4 separate regions of the Homo sapiens genome follow, and all the other regions are linked to region 1. A link is a contact called in ENCODE Hi-C or POLR2A ChIA-PET data. All regions are on one chromosome and are shown on one strand. Each heading gives the region's core, a stretch centred on a gene start or an enhancer-like site at or near the end of the contact. The rest is flanking DNA. Distances are from core to core; before and after follow the strand shown. Region 1 holds the start of CCDC12 (coiled-coil domain containing 12). Region 2 overlaps SHISA5 (shisa family member 5). Region 3 holds the start of NME6 (NME/NM23 nucleoside diphosphate kinase 6). Region 4 holds the start of SACM1L (SAC1 like phosphatidylinositide phosphatase).

Region 1 (6,356 bases), core at 3,811-6,310:
CTGTCCTGGGAGATACCAAGACACTCCCAGCAGCCTGCCACCCAGGCTGAAGACCTATCATTAACATCCCTCACACTCACCAGCTGGTTTAAGCCCCCTTTACCTGCCCATGCACCTAGAGCCTGCCCATAGCTATGGGGCAGTCCGAGGAAGGAGGACTAGGGTAGGCTTCTCTTCAAACCCTCTGCTCCTTCACAACCACTGGGGATGCAGGCAGAGAAGCTGGGGCGAGGGGACCCAATGGGGCCAGGAAAACAGGAGCCTTCTCTGGTCTGGACCAGCTATAATGGCTACCTCTCCACAGAGTCCAGGAAGCCCCTGAGGTCAGGGCTGTGTCAGTTTTTTATTTTTATTTTATTTTTTTGAGACGGAGTCTCACTCTGTCACCAGGCTGGAGTGCAGTGGCGCGATCTCGGCTCACTGCAACCTCTGCCTCCCTGGTTCAAGCGATTCTCCTGCCTCAGCCTCCCGAGTAGCTGGGATTACAGGCACACCCCACCACGCCCGGCTAATTTTTGTATTTTAGTAGAGATGGGGTTTCACCATGTTGGCCAGGATGGTCTCGATCTCCTGACCTTGTGATCTGCCCGCCTCGGCCTCCCAAAGTGCTGGGATTACAGGTGTGAGCCACCGTGCCCGGCCAGGGCTGTGTCAGTTTTACAGGCAGGAAGCAGAGGCTCAGAAGTCGAGTTCGATCTGAGTTATACCAAAGAGGGACTCTACTCCATGCCTGGCCTCCTGCTGGGGCCTGGACCTCTCACAACCTGAGCGGACTGAAGAGGCTGTGGTCCTTCTGGCCTGGACTCCAGGTCCGTGGAAGACAGTGGGCCAGCCTCCTTATGGAGGGCCAGCGTGTCTGAGCATGAATTCCCCCCACTGACAAACTGTTCAGGGCACACAATGGTCCATTGTGCCCAGGGCACACCTGAGCCAGGAGCATGATGCCAGGCAGGTGCAGGGAGGGAGGTGCTGGGTGAAGGGGAGGGGAGTGTTACCCTGGGATCCCTCCCTGCTGTGGGTACAGAAGGAAAATGGGGGACTATGTGTGTGAGACGGTGTGAGTGATACCAGGTTCTCAGCTGATGGGACACCCACGTCTGAGTCACTCCCCTCACCTTCTGACTCCACCTGAAGTATTTTCTGAGATGGGTGGGGAGCTCAGGAGGAACGGGCCTCCCTCCAACCTTTTCAGACATCCCTCAGGGCCTCAAGGACCCACCCTCACCCTGGGCATCCAGAGGAAAACCTTTTCTTCTGCTCCTAGAGAGGTCCTGGGTCTACCCCTCAGAATGGGGGTGGGGTGGGGTGGGTCATTTCAAGTCAGGGAAGAGCTTATCACAGCCTGTTCGCTGGGGTGTGGGGGGATGCAACTCAAGAAGGACCTGAAGTGGGAGCATTCCCCTTCCACACACCTCCCTACCTTGGCCCACACCCCCAGACCCGTTGGCCACGACCACCCAATCAGGCCGCGCCCAAGGGAGAGGCAGCTCATAGACAAATTGAGTCCCCCTCCCCCTAGCCTCCTGGCCAGTCTCCAGGTCTCTCCAGGTCTCAGTTTCCCCATTTGTAAAAAGGCCAAGTGTCCGGCCGCCTCGGCCCAGGCCACTCTCCTCTAGCAAGAAAGACTCAGGCTGCACGGTCCTGCTCGCGGGGGTGGGTTGCTATGAAGTGCACGACCGCGAGCTCTGTCCCCAAGGCATAAGTGCCAGAGGCACCCGGCGGGCTGGGGGCACACACGTGTGTGCGGAGCCGGAGCATGCCCTGCGCGCGCGCGCCCGCGCGCGCGGCTACGCGGCCCCAGCGGCGCGGGGCGCCAGGTGCAGCAGGCGCGGGGCGCGCGAAGCTGGGGGCACCGCGGGTGCGGGTGCGGGCGCGGGGCGGGGCGGGCTCACCTGCGCGTAGTAGAGCAGCCACAACTCGTACAGCCGCTCCGAGGCGGCCATGGCCCGGCCCGGCTCCGGCCCTGCTGCGCGCCACCTGTCGCCGCCTCCTCCGCGCCGCCCGCCGGTTGCCCTCGGCCAGGCCCATGGGCGGAGGGCGTCACTCCGGGGCGGAGCGGCGCGGTACTACTGGGGAAGTCTGCGGCTGTGGCCTCCGCGGCGCAGAGCCACCCAAGTCTGCTCGCTCCTCCTCCTCACTGCCGGCCGCCGCCCAGCTTCCTGCACTTCGCTGCAGTCACCGCCGCCCCGCCTCTCCTGGGACCATGTAAAGGGCGGAGAGCCTGGCAGGAGGAGGGGCCTATGGGCCGGGCGGCCCGGGAGGGTGCCCCGCTGCCCTGCCCCACCAGTGCCATTGGAAGGGCCAGCCTGAGCCTCCGGGACGAGGGTCGGGGTGAGGAATTCCAGACTTCCCCAGGGTCTGAATCCGCCCAGGACGCTGCTCGCCTGACTGCATTTGCCGCCATTCAGGGAAGGGGCGGCGGGCCGCGTGGAGGTGGCGAGGGTCCTTCAACAATAATCTCCACCACCACCATGACGACCCCTTGTAGCGCTTATCAAATGCCAGGTGCTACTCTGTCGCTTTATGGGAAGACCGAAACGCAACTTTTGAGCTCTAGCTGTTTGTGGAGTGTGATGGCGGGAAGTTAGAGAGTAGCAGGACTAGCCTGAAATACCTTCGGGGCCGCGGTGCCCTCCCAGATCCCAGAGAGGCTTAGACCGTTGCCACGGGTCCCCCTCCCTCCTCCAGGAAGCCTTCCCAAACGCTCCAGTGGAGGGGCTCCCCCCATTCCCCAACTCCAGGGCCCAGAACTTGCTTCACATATGTTGTTTCTTTAACCTCAACAGGTGGGTGCCTCATGGCTCTGTTTTTTGTTTGTTTTTGAGACAGAGTCTCACTCTGTCGCCCAGGCTGGAGTGCAGTGACTCGATCTCGGCTCACTGCAATCTCCGCCTCCTGGGTTCAAGTGATTCTCCTGCCTCAGCCTCCTGAGTAGCTGGGACTACAGGCGCGTGTCACCAGGCCCAGCTAATTTTTTGTATTTTTAGTAGAGACGGGGTTCCACCGTGTTAGCCAGGATGGTCTGGATTTCCTGACTTCATGATCCACCCGCCTCGACCTCCCAAAGTGCTGGGATTATAGGCATGAGCCACCGCACCCGGCCGGCTCTGTTTTACAGATGGAGAAACTGAGGCCCAAGTTGACCAAATGAGGACCACTTGGGCAGCAGGGGCAGGGACCCAGGCTTGACTGACTCTTTTTTGGGTCCCTGCCACCATCACCCCGTGCCCCCTTCCCCATCCCCTTACCTCACAGTCTGGACACGGGGAAAGGGGCACGGGGTGATGGTGGCAGGGACCCAACCCCTGGTGTTGGGCAGGGATCAGGCTCTTTGTTGGGGCTGGGGAGAAGTTTTCTGGGCCCAGAGGGGTGCTACTCGTTCCAGGAGTTGACCAGTCTGGAGACTCCTAGACCTTGGTTGGCCAAGACAACAGAGACCCTGTCCTGTTTTGTTCTCCCAGCTTCTTGGTTCACCTCTGGCCTTTTGTCCTGCTTCATCCATCATAGCTCTGAGCTGAGGTTTCCTGAGCACCTCCAAACTGCATGCCAGGCCTTGGCAGAGCAACCCATCCACTACAGGGAAGAAGGCTTAGACAGACCCAGGTTAGTGAGGACAAGAGGGTTAGTGAAGGGAGGGCTAGATCTGCAGTCTGTGGCCCATGGGCCTCTGAAGGGAGTTGGAAGGGGAAGAGTGGATGTCCACCTGTAGCCAGCTTGGGAAGGGAAGACTCAGGGAGGGAACAGCCTAAGAGGCTAGTTGTCCCCTGGCAGTGGAGGTGGAGAGGGGGCGGCATGGTCTCCTATTCCCAAGTGAGAGGGGGTGTGGCTTTGGGGACCCCCACATACTGAAAGAATATCTTGACTTCAGCCTAAGTGGTCTCGCGGTTATCAGGACACTCTAGTTCATGCAGGAAAGAAGACTCTGGCAGCTTCTGCTGGGTAGCCATGAATCTTGTGGCGACTTGCAGTCGAGGCCACCCCAAGTCTTTCTAAGCTGGGGATTGGGGGCAGTACTTGAGGCCCACTGGACCCAGGTTGGGGTTTGCTCTTCCCCGGGAAAGGTAACTTGACCCTGAGGACTTTGCTGCTCCAGGAGGGGATGGGAATGAGAGGGGATCATCTTTGAGTCCAGAGGGAAACAGCCATACAGTCAGGTCCCCCTCACTGTGCAGGCTTTGTCTGAGCTGAGAGTGGTCACAGAGGGGCTTAGGGGCGCTTGTCAGGTGAGTCCGGGGAGCCACTGACAGCTGCAGAGGTGTAAGTCATACCTTGTATTAGGGTGGGATCGAAGTGGAGGATCAGGGAAGGCTTTTTTTTTTTTTTTTTTTTTTTTGAGACGGAGTCTTGCTCTGCTGCCAGGCTGGAGTGCAGTGGCACGATCTCGGCTCACTGCAACCTCCGCCTCTCTGGTTCAAGCGATTCTCCTGCCTCAGCCTCCCGAGTAGCTGGGATTACAGGCACGCGCCACCACGCCCAGTTAATTTTTGTATTTTTAGTAGAGATGGAGTTTCACCATGTTGGCCAGGATGGTCTCCATCTCCTGACCTCGTGGTCCGCCCTCCTCGGCCTCCCAAAGTGCTGGGATTACAGGCGTGAGCCACCGCGCCCGGCCCAGGGAAGGTTTCTTGAAGGCATTCGAGCCTTGTCAGGTCAAGTGGACAAGGATGAGTCAGGGCATTCCAAGAGGCCAGCATGGAGTGATTAGTGTGGTTAGTACTTGGGCAAAACCGGAGCGATCGACGCACTCTTTTCTCCTTCTCTCAGGTCTGAATTCCACTTGCTGCTCTTTCACTGATCAGCGTTGGATAAATCGAGCCTTAGCTTTTTTTTTTTTCTTTTTTTTTTTTGCTGGCTCCCCACCCACTAGGCAAGTTGTCCGGAAGAATAAGGGCGGGGCGGGGCGGGGCGGGGCAAGGCGGGGAGGGCTCGCCCATAATAACCCCGCATTGATTGGCTTTCAGGACCTCCCAGTCTCTCATTCTCGTCCTTGGATTGGCCGCGAGACATTTATCCACTCTCCTTAGGCCTGCGCGATGCAAGACGGGAGAAAAGGAGGGGCGTACGCGGGCAAGATGGAGGCAACTACGGCTGGTGTGGGCCGGCTAGAGGAAGAGGCGTTGCGGCGAAAGGAACGGCTGAAGGCCCTACGGGAGAAAACCGGGCGCAAGGTGAGAAGTGTGGAGTGAGGGTCGCAGTTGAGGCGTCCAGCGTTCGGGGTCCGGGTCGCGCTTGAGGAGAGCAAAGGGCTAATAAGGAAAGACAGCTGCCGAGGGCGCGCATGCGCGGGCGCTAACGCATGCGCGAGAAGACGGCGCCCTCCCACGATGTCTGGGGCTGCTTGGCGTGGGACTCCTCTGGCGCTGGTGCGGTCGTCGCGCATGCGCGGGGGTGGGCAAGGCAGTGGTCAGCGACCCGCAGTCCATCTGACTCCTGCTTCCCGGGTGTTGCTCGTGTAGGTATCTAGGGCTGCCTGTAGGTTCAGATGCTTGTTGGGTTAGGCGTGATTTGTTCCGTTCCTCTATGGCCTAGCTGGTCTTTAACCCCCGCCTTCGATTCTGAGTCAGACAGACTCCCCAGTCCGGCAGCACTCCTTGGACAGGGCAGCAAGTGACAGCAGTGGGTATACAGCCGGAGTCGTTTCGTGCAAAAATCAAAAAGAGGCCGGGCACGGTGGCTCACGCCTGTAATCCCAGTGCTTTGGGAGGCCGAGGCAGGCGGATCACTTGAGGTTAGTAGTTCGAGACCAGGCTGGGTAACATGGTGAAACCCCGCCTCTACTAAAAATACAAAAATTAGCCGGGCGTGGTGGTGCGCGCCTGTAATCCCAGCTTCTCGGGAGGCTATGGCAGGAGAACCGCTTGAGCCTGGGAGGCAGAGGTTGTAGTGAGCCGAGATCTCGCCACTGTACTCCAGCCTGGGCAACAGAGCGAGACTCCGTCTCAAAAAAAAAAAAAAAAAAAAAATCGAAAATAAAAGATTTAGCCGGGCGCGGTGGCTCACGCGCCCAGTACTTTGGGAGGCCGAGGTGGGCGGATCACGAGGTTAGGAGATCGAGACCATCCTGGCTAACACGGTGAAACTCTGTCTCTACTAAAAATACAAAAAAATTAGCCGGGCGTGGTGGCGGGTGCCTGTGGTCCCAGCTACTTGGGAAGCTGAGGCAGGAGAATGGCGTCAACCCAGGAGGCGGAGCTTGCAGTGAGCCGAGATCCTGCCACTGCACTCCAGCCTGGGCGACAGAGCGAGACTCCGTCTCAAAAAAAAAAAAAAAAAAAAAAGAAAAGATTTATTTCTAACTAAGGGTGGGCCTTAGAAATTGGGAACGAGGGCCGGGCACAATGGCTGGTGCCTGTAAT
Region 2 (4,871 bases), core at 2,138-4,637, 1.5 Mb before region 1:
GCTTGGGTTGGGCATGGTGGCTGACACCTTTTAAAAAAAACTTATTATTTTTTATTTTTTTGGAGACAGAGTCTCGCTCTGTCACCCAGGCAGGAGTGCAGTGGCGCGATCTCTGCTCACTGCAACCTCCGCCTCATGGGTTCACGTGATTCTTCTGCCTCAGCCTCCCCAGTAGCTGGGACCACAGGCACGTGCCACCACGCCCGGCTAATTCTTTTTTTTTTTGTATTTTAGTAGAGATGGGGTTTCACTATGTTGCCCAGGCTGGTCTCAAATTCCTGACCTCAGGCGATCCGCCTGCCTCGGCCTCCCAAAGTGTTAGGATTACAGGCATGAACCACTGCGCCTGGCCTATTTATTTTATTTTTTAATTTTTTGAGACGGAGTCTCCCACTGTTGCTCAGGCTGGAGTGCAGTGGCACAATCTTAGCTCACTGCAACCTCCCTCCTTGGTTCAAGCGATTCTCCTGCCTCAGCCTCCTGAGTAGCTGGGACTACAGTTTTGCGCCACTACGCCCTGCTAATTTTTGTATTTTTAGTAGAGACAGGGTTTTACCATGTTAGCCAGGGTAGTCTAGAACTCCTGACCTCAAGCGATCCGCCCACTTCGGCCTCTAGAAGTGTTGCCACCGCGCCTGGCCAGTTTTTTATTTTTATTTTTTATTTATTTACTTTTTTGAGATGGAGTTTCGCTTTTGTTGCCTAGGCTGGAGTGCAATGGTGTGATCTTGGCTCACTGCAATCTCTGCCTCCTTGGGTTCAAGAGATTCTCCTGCCTTAGCCTCCCAAGTAGCTGGGATTGCAAGCACCCACCATCATGTCCGGCTAATTTTTTTTATACTTTCTCGAATTCCAGACCTCAGGTGATCCACCTGCCTCGGCCTCCCAAAGTACTGGGATTACAGGTGTGAGCCACCGCACCCAACCGTTTTTTATTTTTTAAAATCTTTTATCATCCAGTACAAAATGTAAGGCTGACTTTTTTTTTTTTTTTTTTTTTTTTGAGACAGAGTCTCACTCTGTCCCCCAGGCTGGAGTGCAGTGGTGCGATCTTGGCTCACTACAACCTCCACCTCCTGGGTTCAAGCGATTCTCCTGCCTCAGCCTCCTGAGTAGTTGGGACTACCGGCTAATTTTTAGTAGAGACGGGGTTTCACCATGTTGACCAAGCTGGTCTCAAACTGCTAACCTTGTGATCCGCCCATCTCGGCCTCCCAAAGTGCTGGGATTACAGGCATGAGCCACCGCACCCTGGCCACGAGACAGTTTTAATCTCAGCACTTTGAGAGGCCGAGGAGGGAAGATTGCTTGAGGCCAGGAGTTGGAAACCAGTTAGGTAACATAGTGAGACCCCTGTCTCTGCAAAAATAAATGTGGTAGTGCATGCCTGTGGTTCCAGCTACTGGGGAGGCTGAGGTGGGAGAATCACTTGAGCCTGGGAGGTGGAGGCTGCAGTGAACTGTGATCATATCACTGCACTCCAGCCTGGGCAACAGAGTGAGACCCTGTCTCAAAAAATAAATTAAAAAAGAAAAAGAATGAAGCTTGGCCTCTGCAAACACGGCAGGGTGGCTAGTAAGGGGCTCTGTCTGCATTTGGAAGTCAGGTTTTTTTTTTTTTCTTTCATTTTTGAGACAGAGTTTTGCTCCTGTCCCCAGGCTGGAGTGCAATGGCGTGATCTTGGCTGAATGCAACCTCTGCCTCTCGGGTTCAAGCGATTCTCCTGCCTCAGCCTCCCAAGTAGCTGGGATTACAGGCACCCGCCACCGTGCCCGACTAATTTTTGTATTTTTAGTAGAGACAGGGTTTCACCATGTTGGCCAGGCTGGTCTCGAACACCTCACCTCAGGTGATCCGCCCTCCTCGGCCTCCCAAAGTGCTGAGATTGCAGGCATGAGCCACTGCCCCCTCCTAGAAGTCAATTTTGGTGAGCTTCCCAGCCCAGGGCCTGCTTTCTCAAAGGGCAGGCCCTCTGGCCTCCTGCCTCCAGGCCTCTGTGTCCTCCCCTTGGCTCTTGGCCCTCTCACCTGTGGAAGTGGCCATGCAGGTCAGAGGTGGGGGACCCAGGGGTGTGTGTGACCCCTGGCACGGTGCTTGGCATACAGCAAGCTTGCAGGCAGAGGCAACTGTCCTTATCACTCAGGGGCCAGCCTCCCTGCCCTGGGGCTGTTGTGGAGTGCAGGGGAACAATGGGGGCCTCCTGTTCTGGCCACACTGGCCTCTGCCCTCCTGGGGCTTCTCTCAGTCTTCACCCTGTGCTTTGTGAGCCATGTTATCTTCACTGTCTGCCTCCTACACTGGACTGTGGGCTCCCAGAGGCCAGGGCTGGCTGTCTTGCCCACTGTTAAGTTTTTTGACTCAAATCACAGTGCCTGGCTTGTGGCATGTGCCCTATACCCATCTGCTGATCAGTTGGTTGTGAGGTGGACAAGATAGATGTATGTGTGTGGCATGGGACTTGAAGAGCTTCCTCCCATGCCTCTGAGGGTGGGACAAGCGGGGGAGACCCAGGGAGAGACAGTTACAGGGACTCACATATACCCCAGTTTACACAAGAGGAAACAGATTGAAACAGGTGCAGGCCACCCGACAAGGAAGTAGCTATAACTGTATTGCCCAGACCCCTTCTGGCAAGAGGGGCATGCCTTGGGAAGGTGTGGATGCTGGTCTGGGGAGGGGCGAGGTGCCCCGGGTCACGTCTAGCTCTTTGGCAGGTTCGGAGCGACCTTGGCCGTTGGCCTGACCATCTTTGTGCTGTCTGTCGTCACTATCATCATCTGCTTCACCTGCTCCTGCTGCTGCCTTTACAAGACGTGCCGCCGACCACGTCGTAAGCGTGCCCACCCTGCCCCACTGTGACCCCCTGGGGTGGTAAGGGAAGCTGACCAGGCCCTGCTTTGGCTAAGCTGGAGGGATGGGTGGCAAGCCTGGCTCTCAAGACCTGGGGAGATGGAGGAGGGTCCTGACTGGAATTCTCTTTGCAGCGGTTGTCACCACCACCACATCCACCACTGTGGTGCATGCCCCTTATCCTCAGCCTCCAAGTGTGCCGCCCAGCTACCCTGGACCAAGCTACCAGGGCTACCACACCATGCCGCCTCAGCCAGGGATGCCAGCAGCACCCTACCCAATGCAGTACCCACCACCTTACCCAGCCCAGCCCATGGGCCCACCGGCCTACCACGAGACCCTGGCTGGTGAGTGCCCCTGCCAACTCTAGCCCTGCCCGACTTCCCGAGTCTCTGCCAGCATCCCTCGGGCACCCATCCCAAACTACATCACTCAACAGGCCTCTGCCCCTTTCTGCTTGCCTGCCACTCACACGGCAGCCCACCATGCTCACAGCCAACCAGGGTCCTCTCTGCTTTCAGGAGGAGCAGCCGCGCCCTACCCCGCCAGCCAGCCTCCTTACAACCCGGCCTACATGGATGCCCCGAAGGCGGCCCTCTGAGCATTCCCTGGCCTCTCTGGCTGCCACTTGGTTATGTTGTGTGTGTGCGTGAGTGGTGTGCAGGCGCGGTTCCTTACGCCCCATGTGTGCTGTGTGTGTCCAGGCACGGTTCCTTACGCCCCATGTGTGCTGTGTGTGTCCTGCCTGTATATGTGGCTTCCTCTGATGCTGACAAGGTGGGGAACAATCCTTGCCAGAGTGGGCTGGGACCAGACTTTGTTCTCTTCCTCACCTGAAATTATGCTTCCTAAAATCTCAAGCCAAACTCAAAGAATGGGGTGGTGGGGGGCACCCTGTGAGGTGGCCCCTGAGAGGTGGGGGCCTCTCCAGGGCACATCTGGAGTTCTTCTCCAGCTTACCCTAGGGTGACCAAGTAGGGCCTGTCACACCAGGGTGGCGCAGCTTTCTGTGTGATGCAGATGTGTCCTGGTTTCGGCAGCGTAGCCAGCTGCTGCTTGAGGCCATGGCTCGTCCCCGGAGTTGGGGGTACCCGTTGCAGAGCCAGGGACATGATGCAGGCGAAGCTTGGGATCTGGCCAAGTTGGACTTTGATCCTTTGGGCAGATGTCCCATTGCTCCCTGGAGCCTGTCATGCCTGTTGGGGATCAGGCAGCCTCCTGATGCCAGAACACCTCAGGCAGAGCCCTACTCAGCTGTACCTGTCTGCCTGGACTGTCCCCTGTCCCCGCATCTCCCCTGGGACCAGCTGGAGGGCCACATGCACACACAGCCTAGCTGCCCCCAGGGAGCTCTGCTGCCCTTGCTGGCCCTGCCCTTCCCACAGGTGAGCAGGGCTCCTGTCCACCAGCACACTCAGTTCTCTTCCCTGCAGTGTTTTCATTTTATTTTAGCCAAACATTTTGCCTGTTTTCTGTTTCAAACATGATAGTTGATATGAGACTGAAACCCCTGGGTTGTGGAGGGAAATTGGCTCAGAGATGGACAACCTGGCAACTGTGAGTCCCTGCTTCCCGACACCAGCCTCATGGAATATGCAACAACTCCTGTACCCCAGTCCACGGTGTTCTGGCAGCAGGGACACCTGGGCCAATGGGCCATCTGGACCAAAGGTGGGGTGTGGGGCCCTGGATGGCAGCTCTGGCCCAGACATGAATACCTCGTGTTCCTCCTCCCTCTATTACTGTTTCACCAGAGCTGTCTTAGCTCAAATCTGTTGTGTTTCTGAGTCTAGGGTCTGTACACTTGTTTATAATAAATGCAATCGTTTGGAGCTGCTGCCCCCTTTCTTCCTGGCCTCGGCTGCTGGAATTGGAATCAGGCTGTACTCTTTCCATCCATTTGGGCTTCTCTGTGTTTTCCCTACTTTTACTGGGCTCAGATAGTTGACCATCCTGCTAGGGAAAGTGAGGGACAAACACTGTGCCCTCCTCCCCAGGTCCCTGGGTGTGGGCAGAGGTCT
Region 3 (6,964 bases), core at 2,042-4,541, 1.3 Mb before region 1:
TCACTCCTGTAATCCCAGCACTTAGGGAGGCTGAGGCGGGTGGATCATCTGAGGTCAGAAGTTCAAGACCAGCCTGGCCAACACAGTGAAACCCTCTCTACTAAATATAATTACAAAATTAGCTGAGTGTGGTGTTGCATGCCTGTAATCCCAGCTGCTTGGGAGGCTGAGGCAGGAGAATTGCTTGAACCTAGGACGCAGAGGTTGCAGTGAGCCAAGATTGCACCATTGCACTCCAGTGTGGGCAACAAGAGCAAAACTCCATCTCAAAAAAAAAAAAAAAGAAAAAAAGAAAAGAAAAGAAAAAAAAAGAAATGAAGGAGAAAGTAAGATGACCAACAAAACTAATAAAAACCGAAATAATTTGTCTCCAGCAGATCCACCCTGCAGGAAATACTAAAGGGAATACTTTAGGCTGAAGCGAAAGGACACTTAAATCCACAAGGGGAAATAAAGAGAACTGGTAGAGGTAACTACACAGTTAAAGACAGTATAAATATATGGTTTTGTTTGTAAATCTTTTATTCTCCTATATGATTTAAAAGACAATTGCATAAAGCAATAGTTAATAATAAATAATAACAGCCAGGCGCAGTGGCTCATGCCTGTAATTCCAGCACTTTGGGAGGCCGAGGCGGGCGATCCATCGCCTGAGGTCAGGAGTTCAAGACCAGCCTGGCCAGCATGGTGAAACCCCATCTCTACTGAAAATACAAAAATCAGCCAGGCGTGGTGGCAGGTGCCTGTAATCCCAGCTACTTAGGAGGCTGAAGCAGGAGAATCGCTTGAACCCGGGAGGCAGAGGTTGCAGTGAGCCAAGATCACGCCATTGCACTCCAGCCTGGGCAACAGAGCGAGACTCTGTCTCAAAATAATAATAATAAATAATAATAACAAATTATACGCTTGATGATGTGTCACAGGTTTCTGAGGCTCTGTTCCTCTTTTTCTAACTTGTTGAGATGGAGGCTTACTGAATTTCCAGTCTTTCTTCTTTTCTAATATATGTATTTTAGGCTACAAATTTCCATCTAAGCAAGGCTTTAGCAGTATCAATTTTTAAAAAATTGTATCTAAGTACAGTATACATACAGAATTCACATAAGCGTAGCATTGAATGAGGCACCTGGTCAGTACTGTTTCTAAGTGTTTAGTAAATGTTTTTTATTACTACTGTGAATTGTCCTTTGCCTCTTATGCCATAGCATCCTGGCAATGGGGAGGGGTTTGAGGGTGGGATGGTGAAGAGATTCTGGGATTCCATTTTATTGGAGCATTTTTTTCCCCTTGCTTCTCATAAGGTGTCTGTCGGGGAGAGATCTGTGTCACTTATTGCAGTTTGTTGCATGCTGGAATGCTGCAGATTCTGGAATGCCATCTGTATCAGTTGTCTGGAATTTGGTTTCACATAAGGTTCTTGTCTTCTGTTTAACTGGTTTGCTGGGACTTCTGAAGTCCTGATGATCATACTGGGAAGGCAGACTCAGGGGTGGCGATGCTGGCTGTGGCCCTCATCTGCTGGGCCATGGTGGTTATTGTGTTGCTTCTTTTGCTGTGTCCTAGAACAGGGGCTTTACTGAGCCACCCATGTCCTCTGAGAGCTTTGCAACTTACAAGGACTGTTCTCTTCCTTCAGGGGCTGGGATGACTTGCTGATTTAAGCCCCTTTGTTGAGATACAGAGGTATTGTCATAATGACTGGGACTTGTGTTGCTCATCTTTGAGGAAGATTTGTTTAGGCTTGCTGTTATCCACCATATCTTTTATTTAGAGTAGTTTGCTGGCTAACTCACTGGGTCCTTTGGCCTACTGCAGATTCAGTTGCTACAACTCCGTCAGTGATTCCGTGTAGGGAGAAGTAATGGGTTGTCATTTTTGGAGTCAGGGTTGGGGGCCTGGGGTTTGAGAATCAGGTCAGAATTCATGGGTTGAGGTTTAGGGATTTGAGGTTGGGATTAGGAGGTTAGAAGATAAGCATCAAGGGCTCAGGATCTAGAGACCAGGTCTAGGATTAAAGGATTATAAATTTAGGGACTAGGGCTTGGGTTAGGATTGGAACTGAGTAGCAGAGGAGTTAAGATTAGAATAGGGGGTGGTGGTCAAGGGTCTAAACAAAAAGAGAAGAGATGCAAGGGTCTGCGGAGAGACTGGAAAAACTTTCCTCGTAAGTTCCCAAAGGTGACTGGGTATCAGGAAACTATTGGGAAGTGGCTTCTTATTGCTGCAGGGACAGAAGCCATGAGTTGGGGATAAACCTTCCAAGAGGGCAACACCTGTGTAGGCAGACACCGAAGTCAGTTAAATGTGCAAGTAAGTCTTTACATTGATGACAGTTATCGTTTATTTTCATTCTTCTCATTCTCAGTGATTTCCCTCAAAAAAAAAAAAAAAAACCCAAGAAACCAAAACACTTTTTTTTTTTTTAACCATCTTTATTCAACCTGTCACCAAGTTTCTGGTCACCTGCCACAGCTGACCCCCGATCCATTCTCCCTGTCCCCATCCTCTCCATACATCACAGTACACACCAGGAATACCCCCAGTTCTCATCTCCTCACCCTGGGCTGCGTCAATAGACTCCAGAGTAACCCAAACCACACCCTGCTGCCCAGATTCCTAATGACACGTGAAAGGCCGTTATGACTTGCTTTCCTCATGCCCTATGCACACCTGGGCTCCAGCCAAGGATCCTCCTTCATCAACCCCCATATTAGCTACGATCCTTCATGCTAATGTATCGCTCAGAGCTCAAAAGACTTTGAAGGGCCTGTGCCTTCGCTATCGAGCGCTTAAGTTCTTTGCCCTCCGCGTACTTTTGACAAATACTGGGCATCAACCATGTTCCAGGAACTACCCTGGGCAAAGAAAATAACTGGGCAAGGTTTCCATCGGTGTCTCTGCTGGCGGGCATCGCCCCCGCCGGGCCGCCACCCTGAACGAGCCCGTCCGGTCCTCTGGGTTCCGCCACCCTGCGTAGCGCTGCGCCAGCACCCGGCCCAGCACTCCCTCCCGCCGAGGGCGCCCAGGCCGGCTTCCGAGGGCGCCCAGGCCGGCTTCCGAGGGGCGGTTCCCACAAGCGAGTTCCGGCGCCCAGAACGGCTTCATCCTCTCGTCCCGTCCGCGGCAAATGCATGCGCCTGGAAAACCCGCCACCCTCCAGGGCAACTCACACCTCACCTCACGCCGCGGCGCAACCGGACTAGGACCCCGAGCAGGGCTGCCCAGGGAGCGCCTGAAGGACCCTGCGAGGGCCGCAGGCTATCCAGCGTGGCGCCTGGTGGCCGGGCCCTGTGCCGGAGGACAAGGTGAACCCGCAGCCGGACTTCTGCTGCACTGGGGCTCCGAATGACCCAGAATCTGGGGTGGGCTTAGGCCCCGGGTACGAGGGGTGAGGGCTGCGCGGTTGCAGGCCTAGAGAAGTAGGGGGCTGGGTCGAGAGTTGAGGCCGTGAGCCCGGGGGGCTGGAGGGCGTGGCCACGGGGGTAGGGGCGCAGGTCCCGGCCGCGCGTGGGTGGACCAGGGCTGGGCCGCCGCCCTCCAGGAAGCGAGTGGTGGCCCCCTCGAGTGCTGGGGTGGCAGTGTACCGACAGCTTTACTTTTTTTTTGTTTTGGAGACGGAGTCTGGTTCTGTCGCCAGGCTGGAGTGCAGTGGCGCGATCTCGGCTCACTGCAGCCTCCGCCTCCAGAGTTCAAGTAATGCTCCTGCCTCAGCCTCCCTAGTAGCTGTGACTGTAGGCGCGCGCCGTTATGCCTGGCTAATTTTTTTGTATTTTTAGTAGAGACGGGCTTTCACCATGTTGGCCAGGATGGTCTTGATCTCCTGACTTCGTGATCCGCCCGCCTCGGTCTTTCAAAGTGCTGGGATTACAGGCGTGAGACACCGCGCCCTGCCTAAAATTTTTAATTCTCATGGAGTCACCTTTAAGTCTAACAGGATTCTCGACTTGTCAGTTTGTTGTAAACCAAGAGTCAAGACAGCCACAACTTAGCTGCGTTAGTAAAGGAACCATGTCCTCCCTACAGGCCGCGTGTTCTTGCCACGAGAACCCCTAGCAGCCTGGCCTTGGAATGGCTGGATGAGGTGCATTCGTTGGTTCATTCAGATACTGTTAAGAGCCAGCTGTGTGCTAGGTACTGCTTACACCTTCTGGTGGTGAAGACGGAACTGAAGGGAACTTGCAAGGAGCTGTGAGAAAGTGTAACGGGAAGTGAGCTAAGATCACTAAGGTGGGCAGGAGGCAACCAGAGAAAGCACATTCAGGACTGCGAAAACTACTCACACAAAGGCTGTCAAGCCAGAAATTCTTTCAAAACTGAAAGGCCCATGAGGTTGGAGCTAGAGAAACTTAAGGAGTGTGGGGTTCCAGATGAGGCTAGAGAGGTACGTGGGGAACCACAAGATCATGCAGAGCCTGGGAGGCCGTGATAAGGATTTTGGTTTTTATTCTAAGAACAGGGTGCCCTTTAAAGGGTTAAGGAGGGGAACCATATGATTAGATTTTCATGTGTGGTTCACTTTGGCTGCTGTGTGGAGATTGTAGAGGTTGGCAGGACAGAAACTGGGAGACCAAAGAGGAGGCTGTCAAGATGTCCAGAGGGGAATGATGATGTCTTAGAGTTATGGTGGTAGCAGTTGAGGATGGGAGAATGGTATGGGTTTTGAGATATATTAGGTAGGGAAAATTGCCAGAAGTTGGTGATCGTGTGGATATGAAGAGTGAGGGAGGGGAGGTGTCATGGATGTCTCTGTAGACAGTTGCTGAAAATGACGTGTTACCACCTGTGGCATTAGGGAGAGTGGGTTAGCTGATCTTGTACTGGTTAGATTGGGTGTGGCTTTATGGTTTGAGTGGAAAATCAGGTTGAAAGCTGTAGAAAGGACATGAATAGGAGCGACCATGGCAGTTTCTTTGCTTGGGCCAGATTCTAATACCACCTTTAACATGATTGACAGTTTTTAGGATAAGATAAATGAGAATGTTGTCTAGACTCTGTCCCTGCCTATGTTAATGGAAGCCTTCTCTGTATTTGTCGACAAATGATTTTATATATATACACACATATATATTATATATATATACACACACACACATACACACATATGTAGTAGAGTCAGGGTCTTGCTTTGTTGCCCAGGTCAAACTCCTGGCCTCAAGTACTGATATTACAGGTGTGAGCCACTACACATGGCCAAATGAGAGATAATATTGAGATAAGATTTTGAGACAAAGTCTTTACTCCTGCAGAGGTGATAAATTTCTCACGTATAACTCGGATTTCACAATTGGAAAAGACCTCAAAATTCCCTTAGTCCAGTTTATAAAATGCTTTTATGTCCATTATATCATTTCTACAATATTGAGCTCTTACACCATGCTAGACATTAGGAATACAAAGATGAATAGAAATAAGACTATATAGGTTTATTTAGTAAATAAAATTGATCAAGCACCTTTGTGTCAGGCACTGTTTCAGATGCAAAATGGTTATGACTTGTTCCTGATGTTGGAGTTGTGTGTTGACCTCAGTGTTACCACTGAGGACAGCTGAGTGTATTAACAGGTTTGATTTGGGCACAGGAGATCCTGATCTCTCCATAATATTAGAATAGAGATGGTGTTTATCCAGCAGACTTTTTGGTATCCTGGTAGCACCTCAGTTGCTGTCCATCAATCTTCCAATTCTAGATTTGATAGGAGAGCACTATGGGATGGAAGATTTTAAGAGATGAATTCATCATTATGAATAGGCCTTGTGGATAGGCTGTTTAGGAGTATAAATTGTAAATCCTCTGTAAAATACAAAAGGAAGTTAGGAAGGGATATTGGCAGAGACAGGTAGTATTTAAACTTGAGTTTCTTTTAATGGGTAATTCCCTCATAGGCTTACAGTTGCACTAGATTGTATACTCCACGGGGGAACTTGAATGCTCCCTCTACAACTCCCCTCCCTTGATCCCATGAGCCCAAATGGGCAATTAAAATAATGTATATGGCCTTAAGATGAAACTGTCAGGTTCTTTATGAGTGTCAGGAGTGAGAGCACTCGTTGGCTTGCAAGGCTGCGTGGCTCCAATGTAGGGAAGGCTGGGAGTGCCGTCCTGAAGGGTTCCTAATACAGCTCTCTAATGGCAGGAGTGAGATGGCCTCAATCTTGCGAAGCCCTCAGGCTCTCCAGCTCACTCTAGCCCTGATCAAGCCTGACGCAGTCGCCCATCCACTGATTCTGGAGGTAAGAATGAATCCTAAGTCTCTACCGCATGCCCTGGGAATTGCTACTGCTTCAGGTGCCATTGGGCCATTTATGGTGACTGACAACACAGACTTGTGCTGGATGCTGTGGAGGCAAAGCTAGAAGCCATGAACTCTGACCTAAGGAGACTAAGAATCCATTGGAGACTTGAGGCAGACCTAAAATGTAAGAAAGGACCCAAAGCAATAATAGAACCGAATATCAAGACAATGTGTATTTGTTAGTTTCTATTGCTACATAACACATTACTCCAGACTTGAGAGCTTAAAACAACACTTATTTGTTATTTCACAGTTCAGTAGTTTAGAGGTCCAGTAGGCTTGGCTGAGTTGTTTGCTTAAGGTCTCACAAGGCCAAAGTCAAGGTATTGGCTGACCAGGTCCTTATCTGGAGGGTCTGGGGGAAGAATTCACTTCCAGACTCATTCAGGTTGTTGGCAGAGTTGATTTCTTATGATGGTAGGACTGAGGCTGCCATTTCCCTGTTGGCCTTCAGGCAGGAACTCCTTTCAGTTTCTAGATACCACTCACATCCCTCATCACATGGCCCAGTCTGTCTTCAAGACAGCTGCAGTGCATTGAATCCTTCTCATGCTTTGAATCTCTCTGACTTCTTCAGCCTCTAGCCAGAGAAAATGCCTGGCATTGAGAAGCCTTCACAATTCTAATCCCACAGGGCTCATGTGATTAATTAGGCCCACCTGGATAATCTC
Region 4 (6,964 bases), core at 2,461-4,960, 1.3 Mb after region 1:
AGTATTCAGTACAGTAACCTGCTGTACAGGTTTGTAGCCTAGGAACAACTGGCTATTCCATATAGCCTAGGTGTGTAGTAGGCTGTACCATCTAGGTTTGTGTAATTATACTCTGATGTTTGTACAAAGAAGTTGCCTAACATATTTCTAACATATTTCTCAGAATGTATCTCTGTCAGTAAGAGTCACATAACGGTGTACATAATGATTTCATTTCTAAGTGACAAAATGAGTGGTTCAAACAGTACTATGGATTGACCATTCTAGCTTTCCATCCTCTTGTCCATGAGAAAGTAAATGCACTGTAAACTGATCCTAAGAGACAGAATACATAAATCATGTAAACATTTGGTGTCTAACCCTGTTACAATAATTTTTCATTTTTGGCTTTAAAAACTGTTACCAGAACTCAGTGAAGGAAAAGACATGGAAAGAAAACATTTCTCAAAGAAGGTACCTATGAGGTACACTAAGTACTTCATCTAAACTCTCTTTGGGCCAGGCATGGTGGCTCATGCCAGTAATTCCAGCACTTTGGGAGGCCAGGGTGCATGGATCACTTAAGACGAGGAGTTCAAGTTTCAGCAACATGGCGAAACTGAAAAACAGAAAAAATCAGCCAGACATGGTGATGTGCACCTGTAGTCCCAGATGCTTTGGGGGCTGAGGTGAGAGGATCACTTGAGCCTGGGAGGCTGAGGCTGCAGTGAGCTGAGCTCACACCACTGCACTCCAGCCTGGGTGACAAGTGAGACCCTGTCTCACAAAAATAATAAAAAAAAAAAAAAACTCTCTTTCAAACCTTACAATAATCCTGTGAAGTATCAACATTCCCATTTTACAGACTGAAACACCAATTCAGAAGGATTAAGTACTATGCCCAGGACACAAAACAAGTAGTCAAGTTAAGATATGAATCCATATCCATTCTGACTAACAAAACCTGAGATCTCTTGGCTCTACCATGGATGTGACCAGTATGTAAAGAGAACAGAGAGGAAGAAGGCATTCTGGGTAGAAGGATCAAAATAACACCCAAGTTTGAAGCTAGAAGGGGATGAGCCAAGTTTTGCAGAAGTGGGGAAAAGGCTCTGGGCAGTTACGGGAAATAAATTAGGCGACAGATTATAAAAAGGCTAGAATATACAGATGGCTAAGAAATGCAAGTTTGATCCTATAGGTCAGTAAGATGGAACTGGAAATTGTAAGCAGGAAAGTAGAGGATAAAACCAGAGCATTAGAAAGGTGAAATTCAACAAGGCAGAGATGGGCTGGAGAAAAAGCATGGCATAATGCAGACAGAATTATTATTTAAAATCCGAAGTAGGACAGGTGTGGTGGTGTGCATCTGTAGTCCTAGCTCCTCGAGAGGCTGAGGTGGGAGGCTCGCTTGAGACTAGGAGTTAGAGGCTGCAGTGAGCTATGATCAAACCACTGTACTCCAGCCTGGGCAACAGAATGAGACCCCATCTCTTTAAAGACAAAACGAAACAAAAGAAAAAAAAAACAAGCATTTCAACATTTAAATAAATCCTTTTAGCAATCCTTTTGTAATAAAATAATCGAACTATCTCTTTTGCATGGATATTTCTTAAAACACATCTCCAGACACATTTTAAAAAATGGCTACTATCTCCTACCAATTCTTACACAGAAACCAATTTCACTTCTAAATGCATCCAAAAAAGAATACTCCTTAGGGCAGGAGCCACATTTGAAAACCTTCAACAGCAGCCTCAGAGCAGGAAGGGCCAAAAGGAAGGAATAAAAATGGAAACTCTAACTCATAAACCCCTTGGTAAAGAAAAAGGTGCAAAAAAGTTGTACCTTCACATTTACAGAAACACTCTAAACTTTTTTTTCAGGGGGAAAAAAAGCTAGGACTGACAAATGAGAGAATGACTTTCACATAACCCCAGTTTGACTTTATCACCCAAATAATTTAAGAGTTTCCACTTCTCACAAAAATCAATACAAAAACATCATTCTTACTACTTCAGGGACAAATTTCCTTTCTCTTTTATGTATGCGAGGATTTGGGTTTGTTTTAAGGTCTGAACTGGTTAAATTTAGTGTTCTGGCAGCTGAAAAACAATCATCATAATTCTCAAGTTCTCCATCCTATTCAATCTTTGCCACGCTAAGCTGCATGAAGCCATGGCTCCATATGGCTTAAACACATTTGAGACCTGGTGTAGGATCACATTAAACCCTTCAGTGCCTATCAGATACACAATAACCTAATTAGCTAGCAGAGCACATGTGACAGTGGCCTGGCCAGAAACGCAGTGGAAGACACTTCCTTCAACTCTTTCACCAAAGACGAGGTGAGCACTTTGCAAAGGGGAACTGGGAGAAAATAGGGAAAGGTGGAGAGGAAAATGTGGAGGGAAGTGTGCAGCTAGGGTTTTCAAAGAACATTACAGTAAACAGAAATGGCACCCACAGGGGGTGCACTGTAGAAAAAGCAATCATCTTTTTTGCAACACATACAATGTGGAATAGATGACCTCTCTGAATTTTGCACCTCTAACTTTCCACTGAACCTTTCAGAAAGTTACTAGTGAGGTTGAGGTCTGAGGAGCTTAAGTGCCCAAACCACATTTTGGTGTCATTTCCCTGCAAAAGAAATGCGGTATCTATGCCTAACTGCCAAGGTATTTTAGCTCATATACAGGGATAGATAAGCTTCTAAAAAATTACATTTGTTTCTCCTACCAGATATTCCCAGGCTGTGGCCACCAGATTTTCAAACAGCCTAGGGGTAAAGCATTAAACACGAAGTGAGTACAACAAAATTATTCACAGACAAGAAAAGTGTGGATGCTAATGGGTAACACTAAGGGAAATAAACACATGTTGTTTTTAATCCAAGACAAACCAAAACCCTTAAAAACACCTATTTTATAACTCTTAACAACCACAGCCTCTGTATCAAAGACTCAAGAACTTGGATTTACCGAAAAGTCAATTTGCAGTACCAAAATTACCGAGATTAGCCTCTGGCTGTCGACACTGACTTAAGAACCTGCTTTAGGCTGGAGCTGTTTAAAATTTAAACCAAAGTAAACTCCTTCAGGACCTTAAGACTACTGACTGTACTTTAAATTTTTTCTGCACACTGAAGAGGGGGCAGGCAGGCTTCGGTACCCAGATAGGCTGTAAGCAAAACAAAGATTTGTTGATTTGTGCGTAGACTCTAAATTGCTGCTGTAGGTCCGTTAAGTAAGAGAAAACTCTTTTTCTCTGTTAAGTCATACAGATAAATTTAGTCGGTAGCTCTGCATAGAAAGTGGGGACAAGCGTGCCCTGAAGGGCCGCATCATAACGCCGACCCCGGCTCGGTGGGGGCCAGTCGGCAGCTTCTCTCTTCAGCCGTGGGCGCTGGGGCCGAGCACGGTGGAGAAAGGCCGGCGAGCCGCTGGTTCCCGGCCTATGGCTACTCGGGCGAGGCCTAGGAGAGGCCGCGCCGGCTGAGGAAAACCGGTAAATGCGAGGAGCTCCCACACCCTATCTGCAATCCGGGACTCAGAAGCCCTCCCCGAGGCCAGGGCCCGCACCTGCCGCCCCGCCCGCCGCGCCTCAGGCCTCTGGCCCGTGGGACTCACAGCTTCAGCTGCTCGTAGGCCGCCGTCGCCATCCTGCACAACCACCTCCTTCCTTCTCTCTCCGCCCGCCCCGCCCCGCGCCGCCACCTCGGCTACAACTCTACCGGTCACCCTGGCACAGCGGCCGCAGCTCCCAGCCTCTTCCCACCCCTTTCCCCGCCCCGCAGGAGAGCCGGCCTGAACGGGAGGCGGTGGAGGACAAATTAGTGCGCAAGCAAGAGCACGCGAGAGATGCCGCCGACGCGGCGGGTTGGAGTGCGACGAAGAGCGCCGTGACGAAGCCGCTGCGGATTGGTGGGGCGCGTTTTGGGGAAAGGCAGAGCAGCGGGAGCGCGGCGCAAGGGCAAAATGGATCGTTGGTACCCGGAAGCCCGTTCAAACTGTATAAGGGTGATCAGCTATCACGGAGAAGGCTTTAGCAAGTCGGGGCCAGTGGCGCAATGGATAACGCGTCTGACTACGGATCAGAAGATTCTAGGTTCGACTCCTGGCTGGCTCGCGATGTCTGTTTTGCCACACTTGACCCATGTACTACTGGGTCTTGTAAAGATGTATATTCACAATGTGAAAGTATTACAAGACCTTGGAAAGGTGTATGGTTAGAATGTGAAAGTTAAATATCTGAAATTTTGATGCCGCTTTGCTCACAATGTCATCCTTTATCCTTTAAACCTGGAGTTGTCTGAGGTGGTTTGCAAACTGCAAAGCGCCCTGTTCCCAATGATGCACCTGAGAAGTCTGTAAATGGGGTAAATTTAGGCAAACACACCTGGAAAAGTGGCATTTTGGAGTGGGGAATGCTGTGGCCGGAGGTTAGCAACCGGATGATGCAAAAGCGTATTTAAGGCAGCAGTTCTGGCCTTTCCCCGCCACGGAGCAGAAGCCCCCATAGTGATGTGAGAAGCGGCGCTGTCCCAGTTTACTAGGATGGGATGGGCTTTGGATCTAACCAGCAGCGAAGAAAACCTGCGGTGCGGCTGCGCTCGGTAGTAGGGGTCCACAAAGCGTCAGAATCTGCAGCAGCCCCGGCCTTTGCGAGCTCCAGCTCCGAAGTCAACCCGGCCCCCAAATTCCACTGGGAAACCTTAAGACACCGGTGTTTTTACCGTAAGAAGACCTCAGGTAATCTAGTATATTACCCCTCATTGTATGGATGCGCGACTTGGACACCCGAGAAGGCGCGAAACGTCTGCGGCCTAAAGGGACTCGAACCGGGGGATTATATGAGTCATCGGACACTGTCCGTTAACCAATCACTCAATCGATCAATTAATTTCCGCAACATAACGTTTTCCCCTGATAAAATTATAGATTTTTAAAATATATAAAATTATTGGGAATATTAACGCGATTCCCACCCTAAATCATTACTATTATTTTTTTTTTCCTTAAAGCCTTTTTTTCTTCTATATTTTTTAACATGGGCATACTTGCACATGTGTTTTTCCAAATTGGGGTTGTACGGAAATGGGTTCCTCATTTTGTCTCCTTACCTTTTTGTCTGAGATTTAAGGTCATTAAATATTCTTTGAAGATATTTCATCAGAGAGCTAGATATTTTAAGCAGAATCCTTATGCTGGGAATTTGGGTGGTTGTCAGTTTAACACCTAGAAAAAATGATGCTGCTTAGGAGTTCGAGACCAGCCTGGGCAACATAGCAAGACCTCATCTCTATTTACTAAATAAATAAATAAATTTTAATTAGCCAGGTGTGGTGGTGTGCACCTATAGTCCTAGCTACTCAGGAGGCTGAGGTGGGAGGATCACCTCAGCCCAGGAGGTTGAGGCTGCAGTGAGCTGTTACCATGCCACTGCACTCCAGCCTGAGCAACAGAATGAGACCCTGTGTTGAATTATTATTATTTTGAGACGGAGTCTCGCTCTGTCACCCAGGCTGGAGTGCAGTGGCGTGATCTCGGCTTACTGCAGTCTCTGCCTCCCGGGTTCAAGCAATTCTCCTGCTTCAGCCTCCCAAGTAACTGGGACTACAGGTGTGTGCCACCACGCCCGACTAATTTTTTGTATTTTTTAGTAGAGACGGGGTTTCACCGTGTTAGCAAGGATGGTCTTGATCTACTGATCTCGTGATCCGCCCACCTCAGCCTCCCAAAGTGCTGGGGTTAGATGTGAGCCACTGTGCCCGGCCGAATTATTTGTCTTACAAATTTCTAGAGGTGGAACGACCAGGTGGACATCTGTAAGGTCCATTTTATGGACATTTTTAAGACTTTTGTTACTTTCTGACTGCCCTCCAAAAAATTAAACCAAAACACACTTCCATCAACAGCACCTGTTTCTCTGTTTTCGTGCATGCTAACCAACACTGGCTATTATAAATTTAACCGTGATTTGCAATTTTCATAATTGGAATATGGAACTTCCTTTTACATGTACTTTATATATTTTCTCTTGATGTATTGAATTTTTTCTTACAAATTTGATTTTTTAATATATTAAGGGTATTAACTCTTAAATACGTTGCAATCTTTTTTCCAGCTTATGATTTACCTTTTCAAAATTTTTTTAACGGCTGGGCACGGTGGCTCATGCCTGTAATCCCAGTGCTTTGGGAGGCCAAGGCAGGTGGATCTCTTGAGGTCAGGAGTTCGAGACCCGCCTGGCCAACATGGTGAAACCCTCTCTCTATTTAAAAATACAAAAATTAGCAAGGCATGGTGGTGTGTGCCTGTAGTCCCAGCCACTCAGGAGGCTGAGGCAGGAGAATTGCTTGAACCTGGGAGGTGGAGGCTGCAGTTGGCTGAGATCACGTCACTGCACTCCAGCCTGGGTGACACAGTGAAACTCTGTCTCAAAAAAAAAAAAAAAAAAAAAATATATATATATATATATATATATATATTTGAACTTGTAGTAATTTTCACTTTATATATTCACACTTACTAATATTTGGTTTCTTCTATTATATGATTTTTTAATGTTTTGTTCTTATGTTGTTTTTACCATTTACTTTAATCCATTTGTCATTTATTTTGTTGCCATTTATCATGATGTAAAGATCAATTAATCTTAAAACCTGACACACTTTATTGAGCAATTACTTCATGCCAGAAACTGCTCTAATTCCCTTACTTGGATGAATTCAATCATTCCTTACAACAATTGTTGTACCTGAGCGAGTTAGAAAAACGCCACACTTTAAGACGAATTAAGAGTCCTTTATTAGCCAGCGACCGAGAGACGGCTAACACTCAAAATTTTCTCAGCCCTGAGGAAAGGGCTAGATTTTCTTTTATACTTTGGTTTAGAAAGGGGAGGGGGGGGTCTAGTTAAAACAATTTTACAGAAATAAAGTAGGCAAAAAGTTAAAAGGATAAATGGTTACAGGAAAGTAAAC

Evidence for each region. Hi-C counts contacts between places; a loop is a spot of excess contacts on that map. ChIA-PET counts read pairs that join two places held with the same protein, here RNA polymerase II (POLR2A). Pooled maps may share reads with other maps.
Region 2: a pooled map shows a loop between it and region 1 (4-fold over the local background). The contact joins the enhancer-like site here to the promoter of CCDC12 in region 1. A Hi-C loop is called at or near these places in 6 of 50 pooled maps. POLR2A ChIA-PET finds 5 or more read pairs at or near these places in 3 of 52 experiments (BJ, GM12878 and activated T-cell).
Region 3: a map with no recorded cell type shows a loop between it and region 1 (9-fold over the local background). The contact joins the promoter of NME6 here to the promoter of CCDC12 in region 1. A Hi-C loop is called at or near these places in 2 of 37 single-sample maps with no recorded cell type and 5 of 50 pooled maps.
Region 4: a map of naive thymus-derived CD4-positive, alpha-beta T cell shows a loop between it and region 1 (9-fold over the local background). The contact joins the promoter of SACM1L here to the promoter of CCDC12 in region 1. A Hi-C loop is called at or near these places in 1 of 168 maps with a recorded cell type or tissue (naive thymus-derived CD4-positive, alpha-beta T cell), 1 of 37 single-sample maps with no recorded cell type and 10 of 50 pooled maps. POLR2A ChIA-PET finds 5 or more read pairs at or near these places in 2 of 52 experiments (AG04450 and WTC11).

The regions. Positions count from the first base shown.
Region 1 is chr3:46,975,449-46,981,804 of GRCh38, reverse strand. It overlaps CCDC12 (coiled-coil domain containing 12), which reads left to right and starts at 5,060. Exons shown (of 7, transcript NM_001277074.2): 1 at 5,060-5,168. The coding sequence starts at 5,073. It overlaps NBEAL2 (neurobeachin like 2), which reads right to left and starts at 2,139. Exons shown (of 54, transcript NM_015175.3): 1 at 1,893-2,139. The coding sequence starts at 1,943. RefSeq lists enhancers at 304-1,084, 3,768-4,468, 5,038-5,347, 5,172-5,873, 5,874-6,356 and 1 more and silencers at 1,783-2,122, 2,223-2,412, 4,808-4,947.
Region 2 is chr3:48,467,687-48,472,557 of GRCh38, reverse strand. SHISA5 (shisa family member 5) reads left to right here. Exons shown (of 6, transcript NM_016479.6): 4 at 2,715-2,830; 5 at 2,985-3,197; 6 at 3,372-4,682. The coding sequence ends at 3,451. Among named protein-coding and RNA genes, the nearest start is that of TREX1, 3.9 kb to the right of the region's middle. RefSeq lists enhancers at 1-8, 2,488-2,637, 3,731-4,497, 4,639-4,871. Within about 2 kb of position 3,387, at least 5 of the 41 ENCODE cell types and tissues checked have a DNase peak (open chromatin) inside an H3K27ac peak, as active enhancers do.
Region 3 is chr3:48,297,694-48,304,657 of GRCh38, reverse strand. It overlaps NME6 (NME/NM23 nucleoside diphosphate kinase 6), which reads left to right and starts at 3,291. Exons shown (of 6, transcript NM_001308426.2): 1 at 3,291-3,305; 2 at 6,135-6,231. The coding sequence starts at 6,142. RefSeq lists silencers at 2,869-3,088, 3,389-3,588 and an enhancer at 3,179-3,308.
Region 4 is chr3:45,686,142-45,693,105 of GRCh38, reverse strand. It overlaps SACM1L (SAC1 like phosphatidylinositide phosphatase), which reads right to left and starts at 3,710. Exons shown (of 20, transcript NM_014016.5): 1 at 3,609-3,710. The coding sequence starts at 3,640. LIMD1-AS1 (LIMD1 antisense RNA 1) reads left to right here and starts at 4,224. Exons shown (of 3, transcript NR_033947.1): 1 at 4,224-4,730. It overlaps TRR-ACG2-1 (tRNA-Arg (anticodon ACG) 2-1), which reads left to right and starts at 4,035; the gene lies at 4,035-4,107. It overlaps LIMD1 (LIM domain containing 1), which reads right to left. Exons shown (of 8, transcript NM_014240.3): 8 at 6,765-6,964. RefSeq lists a silencer at 3,519-3,698 and enhancers at 3,729-4,018, 4,279-4,328, 4,839-4,908.